Linked DNA regions of Mus musculus: all the other regions are linked to region 2. Evidence: chromatin contacts called from ENCODE Hi-C or POLR2A ChIA-PET data. All regions are on one chromosome and are shown on one strand. Each heading gives the region's core, a stretch centred on a gene start or an enhancer-like site at or near the end of the contact. The rest is flanking DNA. Distances are from core to core; before and after follow the strand shown. Region 1 has its middle 3.1 kb from the start of Gm13056. Region 2 has its middle 29 kb from the start of Fam131c. Region 3 holds the start of Epha2 (Eph receptor A2).

Region 1 (2,809 bases), core at 174-2,673, 58 kb after region 2:
GCATCTCCTTGCCCAGGTGCTGTTTGTATTTTGATGTTAATGCTGCTTCCTCCAGAGGGGCTGCCTAGACAGGGAGTGGATCACGTACTTGGGTGATTTCAAAGGACCCTTCTCCCCATTTAACTAATAAAGGCCACATCTGTGATCGGGCAGTGGAAGGGAAAGGTGGGGCTGGAGATTTTAGAGAGGGAGAAGAGAGGACGAAGGAGAGGCAGCCAGAGAAAGAGGAGGTGGAAGAAAAGTGGAGTAGAACCATGTGTCCCAGAGACACCACCAATAGCAGGGGATCTCGTAGCTGGGAATAGAGCAGTGTAGTGGCAAATCTGCCCAATCAGGGCATACAGCTTATAAATACTGTAACTGAGTTGTGTGCTCTTTGCAAGCGGTTGGAGATTTACTGCAACACGTGGCCAGATTAGCTTCTGTGCTTCTTAGATCCCTGGGTACTTCCTGAGAGGGTGAGCCTCCTCCACCCCCACTTCCTGAGGGACCCCCACCTAGCACAAGGGACTCCAAAGAAGTACCAAGCCCTTGGCTGGTCGCCACTTTGCCCAGGACAACCATACTGCACTTGTCCCTCTCTACCCCTGCTTCTCGTGCCAGGCAGAGGAAAAAGTGCTGGACAATTCAGGAACTGAGTCACAGGTCCTCCAGACACACCCTGTGCCCTCCCTGTGCCTTGAGACACACCCTGTGCCCTCCCTGACCTCAGTTTCCCCATCTGTGTAAGTGAGGCTTGCCTCTGCGTGGAATCCCACCTTCCTGTCTGCTGTATTTCTTTACCTTCCCATCTCCATCTCTGGAAGGAAACTGAAACATCTAGGCAGGAATGCGGCCTGCCTCCCAAAGTGCAGAGGCACCCCCTTAGCCTGACCTCAACTCCCCCAGACCTGAGGCACTCGGGCACCCGGGGGCGTGCAAGGACAGGACCTTGGATGCCATCATTGGGAGGAGAGGGGCACAGTGTGTGTGTCTATGTGTGTGTGTGTGTGTGCTCACACTGTAGAGTGTGCACCACTCTACAGTCAATGGGTCAATGTTGATCTCCCTAGAAGCCCTGGAGTCAAGCCGGGGCTAGAGAGGGATGGGAGGGGTGCCTGAGTGTAGAGAGGAACTTCCCCCTCCCAAGCCAAGGTTGGGGCCCATTGGTAGGAGAAGTGCAGTCAGGGCAGCCTGAGTGGCAGCCACCAGCACAGTAGGTGTTGCTCTCTGCTTGGCTTCTGAACTTGACAGGGAGGGCAGTTGAGGCAGCTATATGGACACCTCTGCTGGCTACAGGAGCCTGGAGTCTCCTTTGCTCCCTCCTCCCTCCCTCTTCCCTCCCTCCCTTCCTTCCTCCTCTTTCATGTTCCTCTTCTATTCCCCCCCCCCTTCCTGAGAGCCTGGTGTTAAACATTTACCAGCCCCTGGCTGGAGGCCACCACCAGTATCCCCAAGGGATCCCTGCCTTAGAAAGTCTGAGCTCAGATGCCCTGAACCCTGGTCTCAGGCCAGGTGACAGATCTGAGCCTGTGGTCCGAAAAACGTAGGGGAAAGGCCATGCGTTCCTCGTCACTAACAATTAGCTTCTCTTTTGACGCCATCATGACAATTTCCTGTGCAGGGCAGGGAAGAGTCCTGACTGTCCCCTTTGTGGTAAAGATTGAAGGGCTTACAGGTTCAGAGCCCCTGGACACGAGGGCAAGCCCTGCCCTGTGACACTGTCATCAATTGAGTAAATATTTGCCAAGTACCTCACTTAACCTCTGGGGTATGTTTCTTCAGCTAGACGGGCTCATTTGGCTGCATTCACTATTCATTCGTTCATTCATTCATTCGTTCATTCATTTGTTCATTCATTCATTTGTTCATTCATTCATTTGCTCATTCATTCATTCGTTTGCTAATTCATTCATTCTCTCACTCATTCATTTGTTCATTCATTCATTTGCTCACTCATTCATTTGCCCATTCATTCATTCATTCACTCACTCATTCATTTGCTCACTCATTCATTCACCCCCCACTCATTCTCTGGGTAGCTCCTGTCAGGTGGTGTGTAGGAAGATAGCAACATCTGGATATTTATGCCATGAATCCTGGCTCAGTTCTGGCTCAGCCCCACCTTCTTATGTTTTCTGGGCCTCAACCTTTCTTCCTGTATAATGGCGTCATGCAAGGGAGCTTTCCAAGTTCTCTCTGAGTCTACCTGGTGGAACAAGGCCCCAGCTGAGGCCACTGGTCATCAGGGTGACTAGTCCAGCAAGAGCTCAAAAGGTCACCAGCTCACACCCTGGAACAAAGCTCCTGCCACAAACTCATGCCAGTAACTTTAGCTCTCAGGAGGCTGAGGCAGAAGGATGGCAAGTTCAAGACCATCCTGGGATAAATAGCAAGTCCCTGTCTCAAAGGTTGAAAACCAAAACATGAGATTAAAATGGTCAGTTGTAGAGTGTGTACGTTATTACAATAAAGACACAAACCAGAATGGTGCCTGGCTCAGTGAGTGATGTAGCCTGCTGCCAAGCCTGACAGAGTGGGATCTGTAGGACCTACAGGGCAGGAGGAGAGAATGGACATCTGAAGGCTGGCCTCTGACCTCCTGGCACACACACTGTCATACACACACACACACAGACATATACACATACACTGTAATACAAAGATTTTGTTTTGTTTTGTTTTGTTTTGTTTTGTTTTGAGACAGGGTTTCTCTGTGTAGCCCTGGCTATCCTGGAACTCACTCTGTGGACCAGGCTGGCCTCGAACTCAGACAGAGATCTGCCTGCCTCTGCCGCCCGAGTGCTGGGATTAAAGGTGTGCACCACTA
Region 2 (2,863 bases), core at 190-2,689:
CGTCTTCCTGGCCCTCCCAATACCCGACACTGAAGATTTGTTGTGTCCCACAACAGACACAGCAAAGTCCTAGGACCCCAGGACTGCCCACTTGAGGGATGCCAGAGCAGGACTGAGGTCCTCTTCCACCCCGACTCTGCCTCCACTGTTCCCAGCTCTTTCCTCTGCTTTCTGTAACACAACATGGTTGACTGCTTCCGCGAGGCCTCCATACACGGAGGCCACAACGGCACCACGCTCGCCAACCTTAACGCTCTCTCAGCTTTCCATTGGCCATCCCTGGGAGTGAGAGTTGTGGGTGAGCTCTGCCCTAACAGCTACGCCAAATACCGGGAGCTGAAGAACTTGAGGGAGATGTGGTCCAGGAAACCTTGGGACCAGGAGGAGCAAGAGTGGGTCTGAGGTGTCACCAAATCCCCCAGATCTCACCCTGAGATGAGCCAGGGCAGGACCACTGTCCCTTCTTACTCCAGGCCTGCATGTCCTGGTACTGGTAGCCCTGAGCACCCCACCTTTGCCACACAGGAGGCAGTCACGTGACGGGTGATGAACTTCCCCTCTCTTTATAATGTCCCATCCAGCAGCACCTGGAATTCCTCCTCATGCAAATGAGGTGTCCCCACCACCCTGGCCAGTGATGTACACTTGCGCCCACTCGACCCCAAAGGTTTAAATAGCCTTTGTTCTCCCCCATTCCCCAATTAAATGAGCTGTCTCACTGAAGCCTGTCTCCCAAGAGTCCGTTCTCTCAGGATCCATCGTCACCCTGCACGGGAGGGGAAGCGCGGACCAGTGTCTTGTCCACAGAGCCTTCACTCCTGGGCTGGGTCATCTTCTGGCATTTGAAGCAGGCCCCTGGGTGAGAGCCACCAACCAGAAGAAAATGAAACCGCAGTGCCTTCTCTGGATCCTCTACTTCTGTGCAGCCCCTCCCCTGCAGATCCTGACTCTGCTGTGCTATGGGGTCTCTGGTCACTCCATCCCCAGCCCATCCTCTCTGGGACCTCCCCTGAGACCTCCCTCATCCTCCCTAGCCTTCTACCCTGTCTCCAGCCTCCCTCACCCCAGCCCTCCTCCCCTGAAGTCTGTCTCTCCCCTGGAGGCTCCAGTGGTTTGGATACCCTTAGCCCAGCTGCCCACATGACCTCATTTTTCCCAACACACACACACACACACACACACACACACACACACACACACACACACACACACACAAACACACACACACACTCACAGTGAGTTCATACAAACACACAACAGCACACACAGTGCACATACAAACATGCACACACTGCAGCACACAGCACATACACACACACACACACACACACACACACACACACACCTTCTGGGTGTGTCTTGCTAGATCTGAGGTAGCCTTGACTCCTCCCATTGTCCCCAGTCAGGAGCCTTCCTACCCCATCAGGTTGGGGGAGGGGAGGGAACAGAGACTAAACTCCCAAGAGGCCAGACCAGCTGGGCTTGCAAAGGATCAGCTCTGCCCAGGGTGCAGCCTGTCCATACTCTGCAAACCCCCTCTTCCAGTAGCCTGCCTTCTGCTGAGGAGCTGAAGAACCTGAGTATGTGGGGCAAGATCTTCCCACCGCTGAGGAACTGACAGTCAGCCTCCTGCTTTCCGCAAAGGAAGCAAATCTTTGCTGGGGACTGGAGACTCGGGTCCAGCCAACTCAGCCATCATTGCCCAGGGAGACTCTGGTATGTGCCTCAGTTTCTTCCTCTGGAAACCAGAGTCCTGGTGCCAGTCTGGTGGTGTTGCTGGCAAGCTACAGGCACCGGGCAATGATGTGCAGACGCCCTCCTTCAAGCCCCCAGTTCTGGGCCCTGGGCACCTCCTCTAGTTAGCCTTCCTCTGTGGCCAGTGTCCAGGAGAGCTTCCCAGCAGACTCGGGGGGTTGGAGGGAAGGGGTAACCAGCCTTCTGCCTTTTAATTTAGATTCTTGGGTTTATGGCAGGAAGCACGGACTGACTGACGCTGTAATTAAGGCGATTCCTGAAGCCAGAGGAGGCAGAGAGAGGCGCTCCATAGAAGGCTGATTCCCACATCTCTCTTTCTCTCTCCAGCCCAAGACCCAACCTCAGAGCCTCAGCAGGCATCTCCGCCTCAGCTCCATGGCAGGGACACTGTTCTGTGTCTCAGAGAAGCAGAGCTGGGTGAAGGCACACCAAAGTCCACACTGCACATGCGTGCGTCTCCCTCCGACACCTGCAGCCGTCTATCCCAGGAGTGCAGGGAGGGGTCAGACTCTGAAACTAAAGGGTCTGTCTTCACAGAGTGCACCCAACCCCCCGCCCCAGTCCACATTCCTGAGGAGTCTGGGCAGAGTCTGGTCATGGAGACTGTGGGAGGGGCAGATCCCACCCAGGGTCAAGAGCAGGGCAGGAGCTTAGGGCTGGGTACCCTGCTTGCTGCAGAAGTCTGCCAGCCAAGGCCTGGGGCAGTGCTGGGGAGACCTGGGGACTCAGCATCTCCTATAGCTTTTTCCATCCATGGGCCCAAGAGCTGGAGCTCAGATTGTCTGCAGGTTGATAGTCCTCCCCTTCCTCTATATAAAATCCATCGGAAGAGAGCAATTGTCTTCAGGAAGGGTGCTGTCTCCCACAGGACACACAGGGCTTTTATCTCCAGACTCTTCATCCCCTCTTCCTTCCTTGTCCTCCCAGGCTCTATGCCCCTCAGCAACCCGTGCCCTCTGTGGGCCTCTGAGCTAAGAATTAGTGGTCTGGGCTTGACCAGTGGCTCAGGCCTAGAATCTCAGCTACCTGGAAGGTTGAGCTTGAAAGTTCAAGTCCTGCCTGGGCTATAGTATAATAGAGATGCTGCCCAAAAATAAAAGATAAGAAG
Region 3 (2,700 bases), core at 110-2,609, 38 kb after region 2:
GAGCTCCAGTCTGGCCTTTTACCCTCCCAACGTGGAAGGCGAAAAGAATAAGGAAACTTCTCACCCCAAAGGGTTCCTCTGCGCTTCACCCCCCGACCCCTAGCTGGAGTCGGCAGAAGACTTGCTATGCCCAAAAGCAGAGAAAAGTTTTTGCTGTGGGAAACGGAAGCCAGCTAGCTCCGGCTGGGTAGACAGGAAGATCCTCGGCCAAGGGCAGGGCAGGAATTCCCACCCTCTCGGAGACCCTAGCTGAGGGACAACGCCCCCAAGCACACCCCCGGCTGCGGCCTTGAGCAAAGGCAACCTGTGCGGGCCCCCTCACCTTGCGTGGCTCCAAGACGCTGGGGCGGGGGCAGGTGATTCACTCCCCCACCTCCAGGTGCCTGGGCTCCCCGTGGCCCCGAGATGACGGCTCCACACCGCGGGAAGCCGCAACCCCACCTGCCGCATTTCCTCCTTCTGAGTCACCCCTTGCTCAGAACACTTGACTTTGGGACTTCCTGTACTCGCTCCCAGCCCTTAACCTGTCTCCCGAACCTGGGAGGGCAGCTTGGGAAGGAGGGAAGGTGTGAGTGGCCGGGGCTGACCCCAGGCGCTCCCAATGCTGGCCCAAAGGACCCCAGTGAAAAATCGGATGGGGCGTAGAGAGACTCTTTTGCTTGGTGCAGGGCACCGAGAGGACCCCTCCCCAAAAAGCAGGGCCTGCATCCAAATGCCTTCCGCGAGAAATCGGGGCAGATGATGAGTTAAGTGAACTCGGGTTACTAAGAGGCTGATCGCCGGGAAAACCCTACTGAGCGTCCTTTCCTCTGAGGGACCGAGAGCGCCCTGCGGGGGTCCCGCTCCAGAAGCCGCCACAGGGCTGAAACCGCGTGGCGGGCGCCGCGTCCCCCTTCCCGCGGCCTCCGAGCCCTGCGCGCCCCAGCCGAGATCCCTTAGTTCCAGAGAACCTAGGATCTCAGGGTATGGATCCCCAAGATCGTTCCGGACCGCAGCCCGCGCGCTCTGCCTAACCTTGCGCACTGAGACCCAGCAGCCATAAGTCAGTTTCCAAAGGTGCGTCCCAGAGAGGAGGCTGGGGCGCCCGGGGTCCCATGTCCCGGAGTCCCTGCTAGGCTGCGGCCACCGACCGCGTAGACACTCACCTTCCTTTCCCTGTGCCGCCGCGGCCGCCAGCGCGCAACCCCACAGCAGCGCCAGGCAGAAACCGACTGCCCGGAGCTCCATGCCGCACCCCTCGCTCCCCGCGATCCCTGCTGTCCGCACGCCGGTCTCGGTGCCCCAATCCTGCCCGCCCGCCGACAGAGACAACTTCTACCCTCCTGCTCCAAGTCCTTAATGGAAGTTGGGTGAGAACCCGCTCCTGTTCATTCATGCCCTGCGCTGACGTCACCGAAACCACGCCCTCAGGAATGTCTTTAAAGGGGCCGGACTGACACCCTGACTAGAGGGCGGGGAAGCCAGAGGGAAGTTGGGGTTGGGGGGGAGGTCAGGAATTTGGGGAGGATTGAGGGGGCCAGTGCGTGGGCCTTCGTGTGCAAACCTTGAGGAGATTTCTCATTTCAAAGCGCCACCAGGGTTAGTGTCCAAATATGTGGAATGAATTTGTGCCTACTCTCCCCTTTTGCCCTTGGGCTTCAAGATGTGAATTGTAAATCTGAGAAGTAGAAGCTTCCGTAGCAAAGGGCCTCAAAAAACCAAAAAATAGAAAAAGAAAAAGAACAAGAACAAGAACTCCTGATAACACACACACACACACACACACACACACACAAACACACATACACACTTGCTCCTGAGTCCCCCAGAAGATATGCCACACCCAGGAAGGTCCTCTAAGCTGTGTACCAAGAGTAGTGCCTCTGGGAACATGTCAGACATGCAGGTGTCTTCACTTTAGAGTGGAGGGCTTAAGATAAGGTTCCAAGGTACCCTAGGATACCCAAAGGCTGCACAACTCAACAGTCACAGACAAGTCACAGGACTTGAAGCTGGGCCCTGACCTGCTTTAACCACTTCCATTTGGGGACCCAGCACACACCCTCATGGGTAACTCTTGACCTCTGCCTCTGAACTCCAACAGAACACCCTTGTCCCCTGATCCCTGGGTGACAGAATGAGATTACGTTTTGATACCTTGGGGATGTCTGCCTCCTACCCACCCTTCCTCTGCCAAGGTTCCTCAAATCTGAGTTCATCTCTTCTCTTGGCGTCTAGAGTCAGTGAAACAAACGGATGTGAAGTGAACCAGGCAGCCAGTCCAGTCACCCACAACTGCCTGTTGCTCTGTTACCATTTGGCCAGTGGAAAGGGAACAGCTGTAGCAGGCTTGGTTCTCCGTGGACCTTTCTGCCCACCTCCTAGTCCCTGGCCTTCCTCTCTGTGACTCCCCAGTCCCTGGTCATCCTGGCCCATATTATACAACTCTGGTACCAGGTGCTCCTCCTGGGGTCCTACCCACCAGCTTGGCCTTGGCGCCTGTTTCTGAGAAACGGGTTCAGACATTTCCCCTGGAGGGGGAGAGAAAGGGTTAATTATAGGTGTTGGGGTTAATTAAAGCCTTTGATCAGGGATGGATGATGGGAGAGAAGGCTATGTCTTCTGAGAAGGAGAGTGGCTGGACATGTATGTGTGAGCATGTTTGGATGAAGTACCGGAGCATCTGAGCTGGGTCATAAGGGTTAGTGTATGGGAATCCGT

The links. Hi-C counts contacts between places; a loop is a spot of excess contacts on that map. ChIA-PET counts read pairs that join two places held with the same protein, here RNA polymerase II (POLR2A).
Region 1: POLR2A ChIA-PET joins it to region 2 with 21 read pairs in embryonic stem cell. The contact joins two enhancer-like sites. A Hi-C loop is called at or near these places in 2 of 37 maps with a recorded cell type or tissue (T-helper 2 cell and heart). POLR2A ChIA-PET finds 5 or more read pairs at or near these places in 4 of 5 experiments (Patski and embryonic stem cell).
Region 3: POLR2A ChIA-PET joins it to region 2 with 11 read pairs in embryonic stem cell. The contact joins the promoter of Epha2 here to the enhancer-like site in region 2. POLR2A ChIA-PET finds 5 or more read pairs at or near these places in 4 of 5 experiments (Patski and embryonic stem cell).

Annotation. Positions count from the first base shown.
Region 1 is chr4:141,280,090-141,282,898 of GRCm38, reverse strand. No RefSeq gene overlaps it. Among named protein-coding and RNA genes, the nearest start is that of Gm13056, 3.1 kb to the right of the region's middle. Within about 2 kb of position 1,423, at least 1 of the 3 ENCODE cell types and tissues checked has a DNase peak (open chromatin) inside an H3K27ac peak, as active enhancers do; it is heart, where a contact is called at or near this core.
Region 2 is chr4:141,337,612-141,340,474 of GRCm38, reverse strand. No RefSeq gene overlaps it. Among named protein-coding and RNA genes, the nearest start is that of Fam131c, 29 kb to the left of the region's middle. Within about 2 kb of position 1,439, at least 1 of the 3 ENCODE cell types and tissues checked has a DNase peak (open chromatin) inside an H3K27ac peak, as active enhancers do; it is heart, where a contact is called at or near this core.
Region 3 is chr4:141,299,880-141,302,579 of GRCm38, reverse strand. It overlaps Epha2 (Eph receptor A2), which reads right to left and starts at 1,359. Exons shown (of 17, transcript NM_010139.3): 1 at 1,146-1,359. The coding sequence starts at 1,227.